Linked DNA regions of Homo sapiens: region 1 is linked to region 2. The links are chromatin loops, found by intact Hi-C in ENCODE. Cell type or tissue: PC-9. All regions are shown on one strand.

Region 1 (8,000 bases), 59 kb after region 2:
TCTGTCCGTGTGTCTGAATCCTGGCGGTGAGCGGCGTTGATGAAACCATGTGCTTTGATTTCTCCCTGCGGGTCTCCCAGGTCAGACCTCTCCTCCCCTGGCTGCCCCCTTCAGCCCTGGCGTGTGCCCCAAGGGCCTGGGCATGATCTGCAGAGCACGTCTGTTGGCTCTGCATCCTGGAGCAAAAGCCCTTCCCAGCTTCCCTGTGTTTAGAGTGACCTCTGCAGAGATCACCTAGGTTGGTGGTTGTCCCTTCCTTTCTGGGGCTGGTGATGGCCCAGTGTGCCAAGGCTGTGACCCGTCTAGGACCAGAAACTTCTATACCTGACACCCCTGGGGCTGGGCTGGGCGGGGTCAGGGCAAGTCTAAGATGCTTGGTGGTGGGCCCGGCTCTAACCAGCCTCTAACAATGCAGGGGTGTCTCCACGGCAGGCGTAATGCCCCTGCCCATCCTCGCCCCACCAACCGAGGGTAGGTGGGGGTGGACATGGAGTGGGCTTTCTGCCAGAGGCTCTGACTGAACCTAGAAGAGGGTCTGGTCTGAGACAGTACCTGGGGTGTCAGTGCCCCAGCCACGGGGCCTGAGGCCCAGCAGTTCTCAAGGCATGAGCTGGGGGACCAAGAAGGCCATGGTCATGGGAGATGGGGGTCAGCATGGTGAGGCTGGGGATGCGAAGGAGAGGCCAGGAGGCAGTTAAGAGCCCACGGACCCCCAGTCCCCTCTGGCAGCAGATGGACTTCCAGGTCTTAGGGTGGTGGCCTGAGGTGGCTGGTTTGTATTGTGATGTTACAGGCTGGGGAGATGAGATGTCCTGAGCTTGGCCGTGAGGATGCCAGCTGGAGTGGGGTCCTCCAGGTGCCTGCAGAACAAGAGACAGATCTGGGGGAGGCTGCATCCCAGGGAGCCTCTTGGGTGGCAGCACAGGGGGTGCTGAATCTTATACTTGGGGCAGTCGGCTATGTGCTTGGAGCAGGGGACACTGGCAGGGAGTTGGGCTCCAGGGAACCAGAGTCCAGGGAGTGAGAGGCAGGGTCTCGCAGGAAGCAGAGGCATGCTCAGAAGGGGAACTGGAGAGAGAGAGGGTCCCAGAAGGACTGTGTGCAGGGGTGAAGCCCAGGTGAGGGGACTAGCTGGGGATGGTGCACTTGGGCTGGCAAGAGTGGGAGCTAAAGGGATAAGGGGGGGATGCCCGGGGGGATGGATGGACAAAGGCTAGGGTCTGGGGATCCGAGGGAGGGGGCAGCAGGCCCCTTGCAGCCTGAGGTGTGCACCGCCACATGGCTCCACCCTGGAACACAGCGTGGCCCTGAGGAGGAGGAGGGGAGACTGCCCTGGTGCACGATGGAGAAAGCTCTGGAATGTACCATTAAGTGAGCAAAGCAGGGTGTGAGAGTACACATCTCACACTACTTTGGGTAAGAAAGGGCAGGTGTAAGTACGTATATTCTTATTTAATTTGTCAGCAAAAAGAAGCAGGAAGGAAACAGTTGTCTCTTAAAATGGTCCCTTCAGAGGGAGGGCAAGGGGCAGGGCCTCCAGTGCCTGTATGCTTCCTCAGGGCAGACCTAGGAATATTCCTGAGGGTTCTGAACCCTGTCAATGTAATACTTGTTCAAACAATTAATTCAAAACAACAGGTTAGGGAGAGGGTGGGTTGCCAATCCCTGGGGCTGGCTCTGAGGTGGAAGGGGATTCCCACATGGACTCGGAGGGGCTGCAGGCTCAGGAAGGAGATGGCCTCGCAGCCTCTCAGGCCCTCCCTGGCCTGCCTCTCTGGGCTCCTTTGGGATCTAAGCTTCCCCCAATCCCCCCAAGGTGCCCTTCTCCCTCTGTCTTCCAAGAAGGCAGCTGCTTACCTGAAACCCTCATTCTGTGAAAGTTCATGGTGGGCAGCGGGTCCCTTACGGGGTCGCCCTGAGAACAGCCTGCTCTCACTGGTGACCTGAGCGGGGGCTAGTGAACATGTAGAGTGAATACACCCTCGTGGTGGGGATCTGGTCTGCCCCAGCCCCACCCGGCCTGGTGTTCACTCCAGCGGATCATCAGGAAAGCATTTGCCAGGCAGGCGCTGTGGAACCCAGCCCTGGGGGAGGAGGATGGGAACGACATTTCGGTGGGGGAACAGCATGTGCAGGGACCCCAGGAGTGAGCATGACTGGCTGCCTGGGGAGAATGAGGAATGGCCTCTGCGTTGCAGGGGGACTGGCACACAGAGCCGAGCATATGTCCCAGCTCCGAGCCACACAGCTCCCAGCAGGGTGCACAGACAGGAGAAGCCGGGCAAGGGAGATCGCGGATGGAAGTTCCAGCAGGGAAGGCTGTGTTTAGTTCTTCCAGGGCTGAAGAATCCAGCCCCAAAATGCCCTGCCGTGTGGACATCGCAGTAGACAGTGTTGCTGAGGCTAAGATGCTGGGGTCAGATGTGACTCGTCATGGCTTTACCTGCCCTGGCCCGTTGTCCCCATCATGCACAGGCATTGTGTTTCTTCCCATGCAGCTGACGACTTGGCTGCCAGGCCTATGTCATGGGTCACACCCTTCCCCCAGGAGCTGGGCCTCCCTTTTCTCAGGACCAGAGGTCCCAGATCATTCAGATCTACCCTGCCCCCACCCTCTGGACAGAGAGTCACCAGATCTGGGCTTCCAGAGCAGTGTCCGTGCGGGGTCTGCGTCCCCAAACCTGGGATCCTGACTGCAGTTCTCTCTGAGCGCTTCTACCCTCTCCAGACCCGCTAGAGGGGAGGTTGGAAAACTAAAGTGTGACCACGGCCCTCCCCCGCTTCTCCTCCCGCACTCCCCCTGGGCTGACACACTGTGGCAGTGGCCCTGGTGGTCCCTGGACGCCACACCCCTACCAGCGCAGCTGCGCTTCCACAGCCTTCCCATGCGCACCTCCAGCTCCCACCAAATGATGCCACTCGCCTTTCTAAATGCGGCCCATGATTCCTGCGTGCCTGCCCCCTGCTGTGTGTGACTCAGGATGTTTCCTATGTTTAGAAAATGCTCCACTCCACCCCCCGAAGATCCCTTCCTTTCTCAGAGCCCCCATGGCAGCTGCCTTTCTGGAGCTTTCAGGGGAGCTGGGGCTGACAGGGTGGCCTCCTGGTTGTCTCTGTGGCCTTTTATGCTTCACTTTTGATATCCCAGTCCCTTCTGCTTTGTGTCCAAATGACTTAAGCATTTGTCTTTCCTCTCAGGCAGAGGAAGACCCCCAGGACAGGGATGAGGCCCCTGAGTTGTGGCTCGATGGTGCCAGCACCTGTGGGGCACAGAACAGGCACCCAGGGGGTGTCTGTGCAGTGGATTCATCTTGGCCTTGCTGGGAGCCCTGGGCAGGATGCCTTGCACAGAACAGGCACATGTTCATGTGTGTTTGATTGGACTCAGGACTCATAAATATTTTCAGGCCAGAAACCAGAAGGAAGAGGAAAAATGGACCACTCCCATGCTCAGTGGAGACTGCCCCCGCAACACCCTCCCCTTACCAAACACTCACTAAAATTAATGGGCAGAGATTCTGCACTTGAAAAATCAGTGAAGCTGTGTATGGATTTTATTTGCCTAAGGAAAATATGACTGACCTTGAGAGCTCATGGCTTGTGCTAAATATTAAGGACACACAGGGGCAGGGCTTGGGGGCTCACACTTGTAATCCCAGCACTTTGGGAGGCCAAGGCAGGAAGATCATTTGAGGCCAGGAGTCCAAGACTAGCCTGGGCAACATAGCCGGACCCCGTCTCTACCAAAAATAAATTTAAAAAATTAAGGATAGCCCTGAGAGACACCTCCTCCCCACCAGCTCTTGCCCTGCCCCAAGGTCCCTGCTTGGTGAGATTCTTGTTCTTTAGACTCAAATGATCGGAGTTGCCACCTTTCTGGTTTGCTTTTCTTAGCCTCCGGAGCAGCAGGGAAGTGCTTTTGCATGGAGAAGCCTGTTTGTGAATTCACGCTCACTACTTTCCCCTGAGGCAAAACATTTGCAAGATCAGATATATTCATTTTCCACAAATGAAATGACTCATTTTTTGACCATTTTGCAAATGTAGGACTTTGCTCATTGTTCCCCGGGAGGATGTGTCTGCTTTTGACTCCACTAAGAGGAAGGCTCTGGAGGCCCTCAAATGTGAATCTTCTAATGATTTATTTATGGAAGAGGGACCATAGGAAGAGAAGAGGTTTGTGGAGTTTGGAGTCTGCAAAAATGAATGACCGGGTGGAGGGTCTAGAGAGAATGTGGATACTGGTTTGAAAGTGCCAGGGCTTTCTGCAGGGTGCAAGCATTATCTTTTTTCCCCCAGCACTCCGTCAAATCCTTGAAATTAACTCAGCTACATTCAGTCATAGGAATAAGTTCCATTCAATGAGTTCTCACTGTGGGTGGGGGTCTCACCTCATCTGCACAACCACCCGCACCCTTGTAAGAGAGTTATTATTGGCCCTTATTTTTTCAGCTCTGGGAAATTGAGGCTGAGAAGTACAAAACAGCTTGCCTAGGATGACGTGGATTTCGAGTGCAAAGGTGGGATGCTGTGCACCAAAGCCTTCGCAAGTCAGTGTCGCCTGTGGTGCTTGTTGAAAATACAGATTGCCAGGCCCTATCCCTTTCATGCCTCACTCAGTAGGTCTGGGCAGGGTCTGGGAATCTACATTTTTTTGAGATGGGGTCTTGTTCTTGTTGTCCAGGCTGGAGTGCAGTGACGTGATCTCGGCTCACTGTAACCTTCACTTCCCAGGTTCAAGCGATTCTCCTGCTTCAGCCTCCCGAGAAGCTGGGATTGCAGGTGTCTGCCACCAGGCCCAGCTAATTTTTATATTTTTAGTAGAAACAGGTTTCACCATGTTGGCCAGGCTGGTCTCAAACTCCTGACCTCAAGTAATCCGCTTGCCTCAACCTCCCAAAGTGTTGGGATTACAGGGTGAGTCACTGTGCCCAGCCTGAATCTGCATTTTAAATAAGCGCCCACATGATCTTAACAGGCTGCCTGAACATATGGTCTCTCCAAGGAAACAGAATTTCTCCAAGTATGCCAGTGTCCAGTGGCAGACACGTACCCTTCATAAGCATGAGCTGACTGAAGTGCAGAAATTTTGCTTCTAACACTTAGAAGAATTTTTTTTTTTTTGAGACCGAGTCCTACTCTGTCACCCAGGCTGGAATGCAGTGGTGTGATCTCAGCTCACTGCAACCTCCGCCTCCTGGGTTCCAGCGATTCTCGTGCCTCAGCCTCCTGAGTGGCTGGGACTACAGGCGCACACCACCACGCTTGGCTAATTTTTGTATTTTTAGTAGAGACAGGGTTTTGTCATGATGCCCAGGCTGAACTTGAACTCCTGGGCTCAAGTGATCTGCCTGTCTCGGACTCCTAAAGTGCTGGGATTACCACGCCCAGCCCTGACCTTAGAAGCATATTGCATGAGGTGGTCCCATGTAGGTCGCCTCCCCGTCAGGACTCTGAACGTTGACTGGCATTTTCCAAAGGCAACAGCAAGGCTCAGGGCTGGGACAATGAGGAGAGCCCAAGGACTGTTTTGTTTGGGGATGGTGGGGGAGATTCTGGAGACGGTGGGCCTGGTTACCAGCATTGACTCAGCTGGAACCAAGATGTGTGAGTAAACGTAATTAGTCCAAACAAATCCAGTTTTCTGTCTCCATACCAAGGCAAAGCAGCCTTTGTAATTAACTGGGCCTTTTTCCCCAAACCCAAAATGAGAACACACAGTTTATTTTGTTCACAAGGAGGTATGAAAACTGCTGAACGTGGCAGACAAAGCTGGGAGTGTTTGCTGTGCCAGGTAGACAGAGCTGAACTCTTTCTCTCCAGGAAGGAATGGGAGCAGGCTCCAAATGTGAGAGACGGGCTGGGGCTGGGCCGGGTCCCTCTGCCGCTATCCAGCCATGTTTTGGAGGTGCTGGACTGAGGGCTGAGCCGGCGGCCTCTGGAGGCGAGTGGACATTTCTTAGCACGGTGGAATCAAAAGAGTACAGACACTGGGGGCAGATAATCTTGAATTCAAATCCTTTCTCTTTGTCTTACCCTCATGTCACTATGCAACAGCCCCTGAGCTCTCCAAGCCTCAGATTTCACACTCATTTAACAGTCTTCATTGAGCACCTACTGTGTCTTTGTGCTAACTACTAAGGGTGTGAAGACCAATGAGATACAGTTAATTTCTGCCCCATGATGAAATCGGAGCAAAGACTTTAGCCTCAAGGCCATGGACCAATTAAATGAGGCATAGATGGAACAGCACATGCCATGTCATAGCATTCAGTTAACATCCATTTCCTTTCTTCTCCCTCTGCCACAGTCTGTGGAGACGCGGCTGCTCAGAATCCTGAGGGAGGGTCTGAGGCAAGCCCATGTTTACATGAGCAGGAGGTGGTAGCAGCTGCTTGTAGAGTGTGCCCTTTTGGCTGTCCTCCTTCCTTCCTTTGCTCCCCTGGGTTTATGATTGAGATTTCTTGGGCATTCTTGACTGTGGTGGACTTTACTTTTCCATCTCCTTGACTCTGTGCTGTATCCTGAGCAATTTCCTCAGGATGGTCTTCTAGTTCACTAGTGCTTTCTTCAGCTGTGTTCATTCTGCTGTGTGGCCTATGAATTGTGGGTCCCTGAGACCCTTGAATGGCCTCTGGATACCCTCAGCCTGCTTTCAGAGGCACTACTGGGCCTTTCTTTACACGGGAAGTAGAAAGATCTTATAGGAGCCACATTGAAGTCACTGGGCAAAAACCTATCTGACTGGGTGTATTTTGCGTTTTGATTTGTTTTCTGTGAACTTGTGTAGAGAATTAATAACTGACTGTTTAGAAGATGAGGCAGAGATATTGGTGTGGGGGCAAGGGAGTCTACTAATGGGGAATTAGACTAAATCCCAAAATACATTTGGTAAGCCTTGTCTAAACATCTGCTTCTATTGCAACCAAATCTTAAAGGTACTTAGAAGGTGGTGACACAATGTGTATGTGTGCATCTGACCCAGGTCCAGTGTTTGGGACAGTGAGGACTTTGAAACCAGGGTCTAAGCTGAATGACCTTGGTCAAATGACTCAAATTCCCTGAGCCTCAGTGTCCTTATCTCAAATGGAAATGAAAACATCAAGAGTTTTCTTGATCTTGTCCACATCTGACTCTCCATTCTCTCCTCCATCACTGTGGTCATCACACTCTGGCCTTCTGGTACCTCCATTCTTCCAAGCTCATTAGTGTCCCAGGGCCTTTGCCTGTGCTGTTCCCTCAGCCTAGAACATGCTCCCCCAGGTCTCACCCAAGATGAGTTCTCCTCAGTCCAATCCCCCTTCAGATGTCAGCTCCTCTTCCCTTATCATCTCACCTGAAGTAACCTAGCCAATCTCTGCACATCAGCCAGTTTACTTCTGTCCCTTATCTGCCTGTCCCCACTGGAATGTCAGCAGGAACTTTGTCTTATGCAGTGCTGTGCCTCAGTGCTCTGCCATGTGCCCTGGCACAGCATGCTATTTTGGTCTCTGTACTTGCCACTTCCCACATCCAAGGGGAGCACCTCTGGAAGGAGGCCAGAGCTAAATGTGCTAAGCTTGTCTGTCCACATGCCTGAATGCTCCCACTTCTGTCCCTCCATCATGCACTTCTTTCTCTTTCCTAATTGCCTATCTAGGACTTCCAATACTATGTTGAGCCCAAATGACAAAAATGACATCCTTGTCTTGTTCCTGATCTTAGCTAAAAAGCTTTCAGTCTTTCACTGCTGAGTATGATGTTAGCTGTGGATTTTTTGTATATGGTCTTCATTATGTTGAGGTAGTTTCTTTCCATTCCTATTTTGTTTAGTGTTTTTATTTTATTTATTTTATTTTTAATTTTTATTTTTTTGGGACGGAGTCTCGCTCTATCACCTAGGCTAGAGTGCAGCAGTGCAGTTTCAGCTCACTGCAACCTCTGCCTCCCAGGTTCAAGCAATTCTCCTGCCTCAGCCTCCTGAGTAGCTGGGATTACAGGTGTGCACCACCATGCCCAGC
Region 2 (8,000 bases):
GTGGGTCCTGAGCTCATTGGCACATCGAGCACTCTGAGGAGTCCGGTGGGGAAGAAACGTGATCAGTTTCCCAAGCCTGTTTGACCTGGGAGTGCTTTCAATGGCCTCTACCACCGAGCTTGGCCCCCAGCGTCTGCTGCGAGAGGCCATTCTCTGGTTGGTGAGGATGTGGAGAAATAAGAACCTCTGTGGCTCCATTGCTGGGGGGAGGTAACGTGGTGCAGCCGCCGTGGGAAACGGTGTGGTGGTTCCCGAAGGAGTTAAACATACAATACAATTCCCATATGATCCGGCAATCCCACTTCTCAGTGTAGACCCAAAAGAATTGAAAGCAAGGCCTCAAACAGATGTGTGCACACCCATGTTCACAACAGCATTACTCACAATAGCCAAAGGTGGAAGCAAAGAAAGTGTCCGTGACAGATGAACGTGGTCTGTCCCTACAATGGAATATGATTCACCCTAAAAAGGAAGGGCGTTCTGTGCTGCGCTGCAACAGGGATGAACCTGGACGACAGGATGCTAGTGAATGAGCCGGCCACAAAAGGACAAATACTGCATGATTCCACTTCTGTGAGGTCCCTGGAGTAGTCACATTCACGGAGACAGAAAGTGGAATGGAGGTGCCAGGGGCTGGGGGAGGGGGGCTGGGGGTTCGTGTTTCATGGGGCAGAGTTTCAGTTGGGGAAGATGAGAAAGTCTTAATGCCACTGAAGTGTGCGCTTAAAATGGATGAGGTGGTAAATGTGTGTTATGTATCCTTTACCATAATGAAAAGGAAAGGGGACACTCCTCTGGGGGTTGCAGGGCTGTAGGCTGGGGTGTTTCTCCTCCCTCCTGCCCCTCTGCTCCGCGGCTACCATCTCCAGGCGGGCCTGGTCATGGTTGAGGAAACTGGCTCATTTTCGGAGCACACTAAATTTCCAGATCAGGCCCTGGAGTCCTTTATGAATCTAGTTTGGGAGGCTGGCTTTCCAGATCGCTGACTGCAGGGGAGTTCCCGGTTTTGTGGCAGATGCCAATGCCGGAGGCAGCTCCCTGCCGAGGAGGCCCGGCCTCTGTGATACAGTCATGGAGCCACACGCTGCCCCATTGGAGGGATGGAAGCCCCACTTGGGCAGGAGACGGAGAGCCGCCGTGGGCTCCAGGCGTCTGTTCCTGGGGCCCTGGGAGACCTGCAGTGTCTGAGCTTGTTAGGCCCCTGGGTTTGCCTTGGGAGGGCCTCCTTGGCCAGGCGGCCTGGGGTGGGCGGGCAGGGGCTTGGCCGCAGGCAGTTGGGGTGGGAGTCCACAGGTGGGGGCCCTCTACTTGGCCTTGCCTGGAAGGCCCTTCCTGTGCCCCCTGAGGATGCTTGAGGTTGAAGGAGGCCTCTGTGTGACAGAGGCTCTGTCCTAACTCCACCTCTCCCTGGCTCCTACCGCAGGGACATGTCCTGTTGGAGGAACAGTGTCACCCTTCTGGCTGAGACAGAGGGGCCTGCAGAGGGGCGTGGGTCAGGCAGCTGCCCCCAGAGCAGGCGGGCTGAAGCCTGTGTCCACCCTCAGGAAAATCCCTCTGGGCACCACCCAGGCACCCCACCGTGACCAGGGCGGGGCCTGGAATAGTGGCCTCAGGGGCAGAAACCACTTCCCTCCCCTCACCAAGGCCTCCTGGCTCCAGGCCTTGCTATGGTGTCACACTATAGGGTCCTTCCAGCGACAGCCCTGCTTATGAGCCCTGGCCTCCCCTGCTCACTGGCCTCCCTGCCTCCTTAAGCCTCAGTCGCTGCCTTTCTCTACAATGTTGTTCCCCTATGTCGTTTCCCCAACCATGGATGAGGCCAGCAGCTCTTGAAGCCGGTTTGAGAAATAAGTGGCATTAATGCCTGTGAAGTGGCCCGGTGGCTGGTAGCTGTCAATAGAAACAGGAGTTTGGCAGCAAAACCCATCCACGCAGATCTAGATGCCAGTGGATATGTGAGGAGTGTTTGGCCGGCCTGTTAATGAGGCCAGTTTAGCCAAATATCCCGGGACGTGAGTGTCCAGGCGGCATCGCCCTTCACACTTGGGGTGCTGGCTGTCCTCTGCAAGGGTCGACGTGCACCTCGGAATGTCTCAGGCCGTGCTCTGTAGGGACTGACTCCTGAGACCATGCATAAACCAGAGGAGCAAGTCAGCGATGGCCGTGAGGCTGACCTTGTCCCGACCAGGAAATAGGCTAGATCATTAATTAGTCATTTAATTCAATGAAAATTTAGCAGGGAGTCCTCTTCCCTGGGACTCAGAAGCCTTGCCTTTGAGGGACTCTCAGTCTAGACCCATGTCTCAGTCTAGATGATGGCCACAGAGCGGGAGAAGCCCCTTGTGGGGGCCAGTGGGGTGTGAGGGGCAACTGGCAGATAATGGGGTGGAAAAGGAGTAGGGGGCAAGGACCCCCCTTCTTTGCCCCCATTCTTCTCCTGGGCCCCAAGTCTCAAATTGGCAATGTTGGTCACAGGCCCTATGTGACCATTTCCAAGTTTGAAATTTGAGGCGATCAAGGTCTGGGGCTGGAACTGAGTGGCGCAGTCCCCTTGGAGGGGCCAGGCTGGCTCTCCAGTTTGCTCCAGGCCCACCTGGCCCGGCCACTGCCGGCCCCAGGAGGCAGTTGAGTTTGCAATGCTAACCCGTGCCAATTTAAAATCTTCAAAAGCACTGAAGTGCCTAAAGCTGGGGTTTAGAAATAGTGTCCCAGCAGGAGCCTGTGACGGGGGTGGTGGCAGCCTGAGCACAGGTGGCTGCACAGACCCCGGTTCCCAGGACTGGGGCTGCAGGTGACTTTTGCCACGTTTCAGGTTTCCGGTGAGGAGTTGCCACGCCTGGAGTGACTGGGAGAGAGAAGACAAATAAATGCATTCAAGTCCCAAAGTCAAACTCTCTGGATATTGTGGGCAGCAGTGGCATTAAGGAAATAAGCCACCAGCCTCTCAGGGCCTTGCTGGGAAGTGATGGTCCATGGATGAAGATGTGCCACCCCCCAGCTGGTTAGAGGCACCACCCCACCTCTGGTGGCCACGTGGCAGGCCCGGACTGTCCTCATGCTGTCCTGCTGAGGTGGCCGGGCCTTGGGCCAGCACTGGCGCCACTGCCCCAGCAAGCAGAAAGCCACTAAGCACTTGGCAGGAGCTGCTTGCTGTTGAACTATTTAACATCCTAATGCATCCACTTTCACACCTCCGCTGATCCCCGAAGACCGCCGGGTGGGTGTTGGTGAAGTGGCGATGAGTATTAATGAGGCAGCGCTCTGCGAGGTGCGTCTGCTTCATGTGCCTTCCCGCCGGGGGTGGGGGCACATCCTTGATGGTGGCCATCCCAATTTGGGGCCACCAGGGCCCCAGAAATATTTTTCCAATGTGGGGAGCTCCCTGGGGGGCTGTGGGGTGGTTACACTGCCAGGAGAAACTCCAGGGAGGGGATTTCCAGCACCTGGACAGTGTGGGCAGCCGCGGCCAGTGAAGGGCCAGTTCTGGAGTCCGCTGACCTTCGGCTTCCTCTTACCAGTGAACTTGGGAGCAGGTGTCAGGAGCACCATGCAGCCTGTCTCTGGGGAAGCATGGCTCAGCCAGGGCCTGCTGGTGAGGTGGATGGACTGAGCTTTTGGAGGGTTTTTGCAGGAGCTTGGGGGTGACATGGTGTGACGTTATTTTAAAGGCCTTTCCTGCTGTGGCACAAATTGTAGAAGGGCCCGAGGCAGCTGCCAGATCCGCTGGGAGACTGACATGGTGGCCCAGGGGAAAGCTGCTGCTGGCCTGGACCAGGGTGGCTGTGGCGACAAGAGCATTTTGGGTGCACGTGCAGCTGACTTGGTGGGTGGCATTGAGTAGGTGAGGGAAAAGGAGGCATTATGGGTGATTTGGGAGAGTTTGAGGACGTGTAGAAGCCTCTGGGGGTAGAGGTGGCGGCCGGGGCTGCCCTCCTTCCTCCAGGTTCCTTCCATTGCACACCTGCTGCCAGAGAAGTCATGCTGAAGCTGGATCTGTTCAGGCCACCCTCACTCAAGAATGTTCAATGGCTCCCCCATTGCCTGCAGGACCCAGTGCACACCCTTGAGGGTGGCAGTCAGGGGTCTCCCCGACAGACACCTCTGGGCCTGGGGCCACCCCTCACCTCCACCTGTGCATGAACAGGAGCAAATAGAGCACATGAACTTCATTTTCCAGTTTCCATGAAAAAATTTTAAAAACCTTTTCCCTTTTCCCCAGTCATGAGTTGTGAAAAGCATCTTGTGTGTTAGTGCAGCCACTATGCTGTCTCGGCCACAGGCTTCCCACACCTCCCGCCAAAGACTCTGTTGCCTTGGAGAGCAGCACCTTTTGAATGGTTCGAGTAGTTTTCAGATGAGTTATTCTGTCTGTCTTTTTCTCTCACCAGCCAGCTCATTCATGCACACACCTATGAGTCATTCATTCTACATTCCATGAGCACCTGCTGTATAGCCAGCACTGAGCCAGACCCTGGGGACTAATGGGATTAAAAAATGATCCCAACTTCAAGGATTCAGCACAGCAAGGTCCAGCCGCTCCCCACCCATGCCTTGCCCCAGGCCTCGCACACCTGGGAGCACCATAGGTGCATGTGGAAGGAAGTCAGCACACAGGAGGTGCTAGGTCACTCCTGCTCCCACCCCCGACACAGCTTTGTCAAGGTTCCCAGCCTCTGCATGTGGGAATCCTGGAATCCTAGAATGCCGGAGCTGCCAGGGGGCCTCGGAAGCCAGGGGTGCACCTGACTTTAGGTGGGGGGCTAGCATGTGATGATGGTGCTGCTTCTAGATGCTTCGGGTGCTGTGTAGAGGTCAGGTCATTACATCCCAGGTCTTTCCAGCTCTTCTGGTTCTGTATGGGACAGTGGCTCAGTTTGGTGCCAGTCTGGTGTCTGGGCCTCTTTCAGGGATCAGCTTGGGGTGAAACAGCAAGAGTCTGGAGCAAGAATGTGATGTCATTGTTTTGTGTTCCTGGTATTATTTTGAGCATTCTTTTCTATTTCAAGTAATGATAGTATTTTACATTTAAAATGTGAATATAAATAAAAGTGAATTTTCTTTTCAAAATACATTTAAGTAAAGGAGTGAGGCAATTTAAAGGAAAATACTAAGTAGTTTATAGGGACATGGCACAAAACTGGAGATGGGGCCTAGAATGAATCAAGTTGGGGAAATTTGGAGCCAGCCAGACCCAAGGCTTCTGGACCAGCTGTGGAGGTGCCTCCATTATGCTCTCTTTCTGGAGAGCAAGTCCCTCCCAGTGGTTTAAGGCAGAAGCATTGTGAAAAAAATGGTGTGAATGGAGAGAAAACTTGGTACTTCCACACAGTGGACTACTACTCAGCCCTGAAAAGGAACGATCTGCTGGTGCACCCTATGTCATGGATAAACCTCAAAAACACAATGCCAAGTGGAGGAAGCCCCGCCACCAGACTGTGGCATATGGAAGTCCTGAAAAGGCAACCCCATAGAGATAGAAGTAGATTAGTGATTGCTGGGGGCTGAAGATGGATAAGGGAATGCATTGGATGTAAATGCATGAGGGATCTCATTGGGAGAAGAAAACATTGTAAATCTAACATTATGGTGGTAATTGCACCATTCAGTGAAAGTTACAAAAGTCATTGAATTGTAAAACAAAACAAGCAAAAAAGCCTGAGTCAGGTTCACTCTGTTCAGTTGGATTTTTTTTTTAAAAGCACTAAGAATAAAATCAAAATCATCTTTTGTCATCTGTAATGGGGGAGAATGTCCTTCAGGGCTCTTCTCCATGGCAAATCCTTTGTCACCACCATTGGGCTCCTGTCATCAGCTAAGTTTTGCAGTGTGTTCACCTTGCCTGCGTCGTGATATGCTGTGTCCTATGCCATTAACTCTTCTAGGTCAGTGTGACCTAAACTCATCGGGAGAAAGCGTCCATATGTTCTGGAGTGGGCAGGGGTAAGTGAAGTTAAATGTGTGTATTCCATGTGCTAATGAATAGAATAGCATTTTGTTTCTCCACGGGGAAGAGAGTGCATCCGGGTGTTCTGTCCATCTGTCTGTCTGGACCCACTGTCCACTGCTCACCATACTCTGTGCCCTGGAGGGATGCCCTCTCTCACTGGCTTCCGCACCCTCCAGCTTTCTGGTGGGTTTACTGATGGGAGATCAGTGGGCAGGATGGAAAGAGGCTGGGATATTCATTTCTCTAGCCCCTCCTGCGGTCCCCCTGTCCCCAGCCACAGCTCCCCTCTGCAATCCCTTTGGGTTCAGGTGACTGCTCCCTCTCATCCCTTAGGTCCAGGGAGTGGACAGCTCGTCGCTCTGCTAGCCCTGGGTGTGTCTCTGGGGGGCTCCCTGCCCTCACCTGCCCTCTGTAAGCCGTCCCTTCATGTGGCTGGCTCAAGTGGCCCCTTCCGAGGGCCCCCTGTCCCCTGCTGGTAATGAGTCCTAAACATATTTGACCATGTGTTCCTCTGGGAGCTCACATGGGGCTGCTGGTGTAGGGGATGCTGGTTGGGAAATGCTGTTCTACAGCTGCGCTGTTGGCTGCCTATTTTCCCACACTGCATGGGTGCTGTTATTACATATGCAACCTCCTACCGTTGAGCAATTGGTCACTGCCAATCTTTGCATCTTTGTGCAATGACTGTGTCCTTTGGATAGATTCCTAGAATGGCCAAAGGACACGCCCACTTAAAGGCATTTCCAATAGGTGTTGGACAGAGCTCTGGAGGGCCTGCCCAGCCCCAGGAAGTGGCTCTACCCGTCTTTGAGGGCATCATCCCCTGCACATGGTGTCTGGATGTTTAGGAATCACTAAGAGAAGCAGACTTTGGCTGTGAGGGCTGAGACAGAGATTTGGTTTGGAAGCCCCGGGCCTGGTCTGCTCTGGGGCTCGGAGGATACTTGTTCTGTGAGCTCCACAGCAGATCCTGCCTGAAGGTCCCTGGCCCTTCTCAACAGGAGACGTTTGAGAAACGGGCTCTCCTCTCAGCCCAGCTGCTCCCCAGCTATATGGCATCAGCCACTGTGGAGGGGCTCTGAGCTTATGTGGGAATTGCTGATCATACCGGCCTCTCTGCCCAGCCCGTGCCAGGGGTGGAGTGCAGTGGCCATGTCGGCCTTCTCTGGGCCCCATCAACACATCCATGTGTCATCCATGCTGAGAAGATTTGGTAATGCCCTGGTGTTTTATTATCTGTGCAACTTTGCCTCCCTCGGCCCCAGGACCAAAGAGGCGTTTATCAAGCCTCTCAAATGTGCAGAGAGCTCTGTCTGGCTAATTGCAATTGTGAAGCTGTTCAGACTTAACATGGATTTTAAACGAAACTCTTGCAGTTCTTGTTCTTTGCTTTTCTGAGGGAGCCTGAGGCTGCCCTTCATGATGTCTGGCATGGCCAGAGCCTGAAGGTGGGCGCCAAAGCTCCGTGTGCTCCTGGAGCAGGTACTTTGGTTGTAGGCTGATGATCTGTGCTAATCTAGTTGGCGTGTCCTCTCGATTTCATCAGGCAGCCGTGTGGATTTCTCTGTCCTCTGGGCAAGGCCTCTGGTCAGCCATTCTGAGCCTTGGCCGCTGGTTTATTTGGAAACCTTTTCCATCCCACTGGCGGAGGCTTGGTTTGATTTTCCTCCATGCTCCTGTCTTGTGTACTGCAGGAGCCTGGCACAGGGGAGGGGTTGGTGGTAAAGAGTCACCTTCTCTTCCCTTGCCAGATGGTGCACAAGGAGCTGCATCCCCACCACCTGCCTCTCGCCTCTGCAGCCTTTGCATTCAGTAGGCACTTACTCATCCTGCCAGCCCTGAACCATGTCTGAGGGCCTAGTCTAGGTCAGGCACAGGGCTCAAGATTCTACTTATGGGTGCAGTAAATTCCACTCATCCGTTCACTCGGGTGCCTGTTCATTCGGCTAGTGCTCAGCAGAGCCCGACGTCGGTCCTGGCGCTCAGCTGCAAACACTGGGACCTGCTCTTGCTCTTTACACAGAAAGAGAAGTTCCAGAATGCCAGGTGCCGC

Evidence for each region. Peaks named below come from ENCODE experiments on the same cell type or tissue, not always from the same donor. Only the 100,000 strongest peaks of a DNase experiment are listed, where the experiment ranks them.
Region 1: a loop joins it to region 2, with 2.7 times the contacts of the local background. A loop is called at or near these places in 2 of 110 quality-filtered maps.

Annotation. Positions count from the first base shown.
Region 1 is chr3:13,156,086-13,164,085 of GRCh38, reverse strand. It overlaps a transcript of IQSEC1 not described here. Among named protein-coding and RNA genes, the nearest start is that of IQSEC1, 87 kb to the right of the region's middle. RefSeq lists an enhancer at 2,220-2,745. In PC-9, no CTCF peak of the experiment used is centred here; a DNase peak (open chromatin) is centred at 3,985; H3K27ac peaks cover 762 bases.
Region 2 is chr3:13,214,789-13,222,788 of GRCh38, reverse strand. It overlaps a transcript of IQSEC1 not described here. Among named protein-coding and RNA genes, the nearest start is that of IQSEC1, 150 kb to the right of the region's middle. RefSeq lists enhancers at 1,488-2,010, 2,011-2,533, 2,534-3,057. In PC-9, no CTCF peak of the experiment used is centred here; DNase peaks (open chromatin) are centred at 4,428 and 6,648; H3K27ac peaks cover 2,686 bases.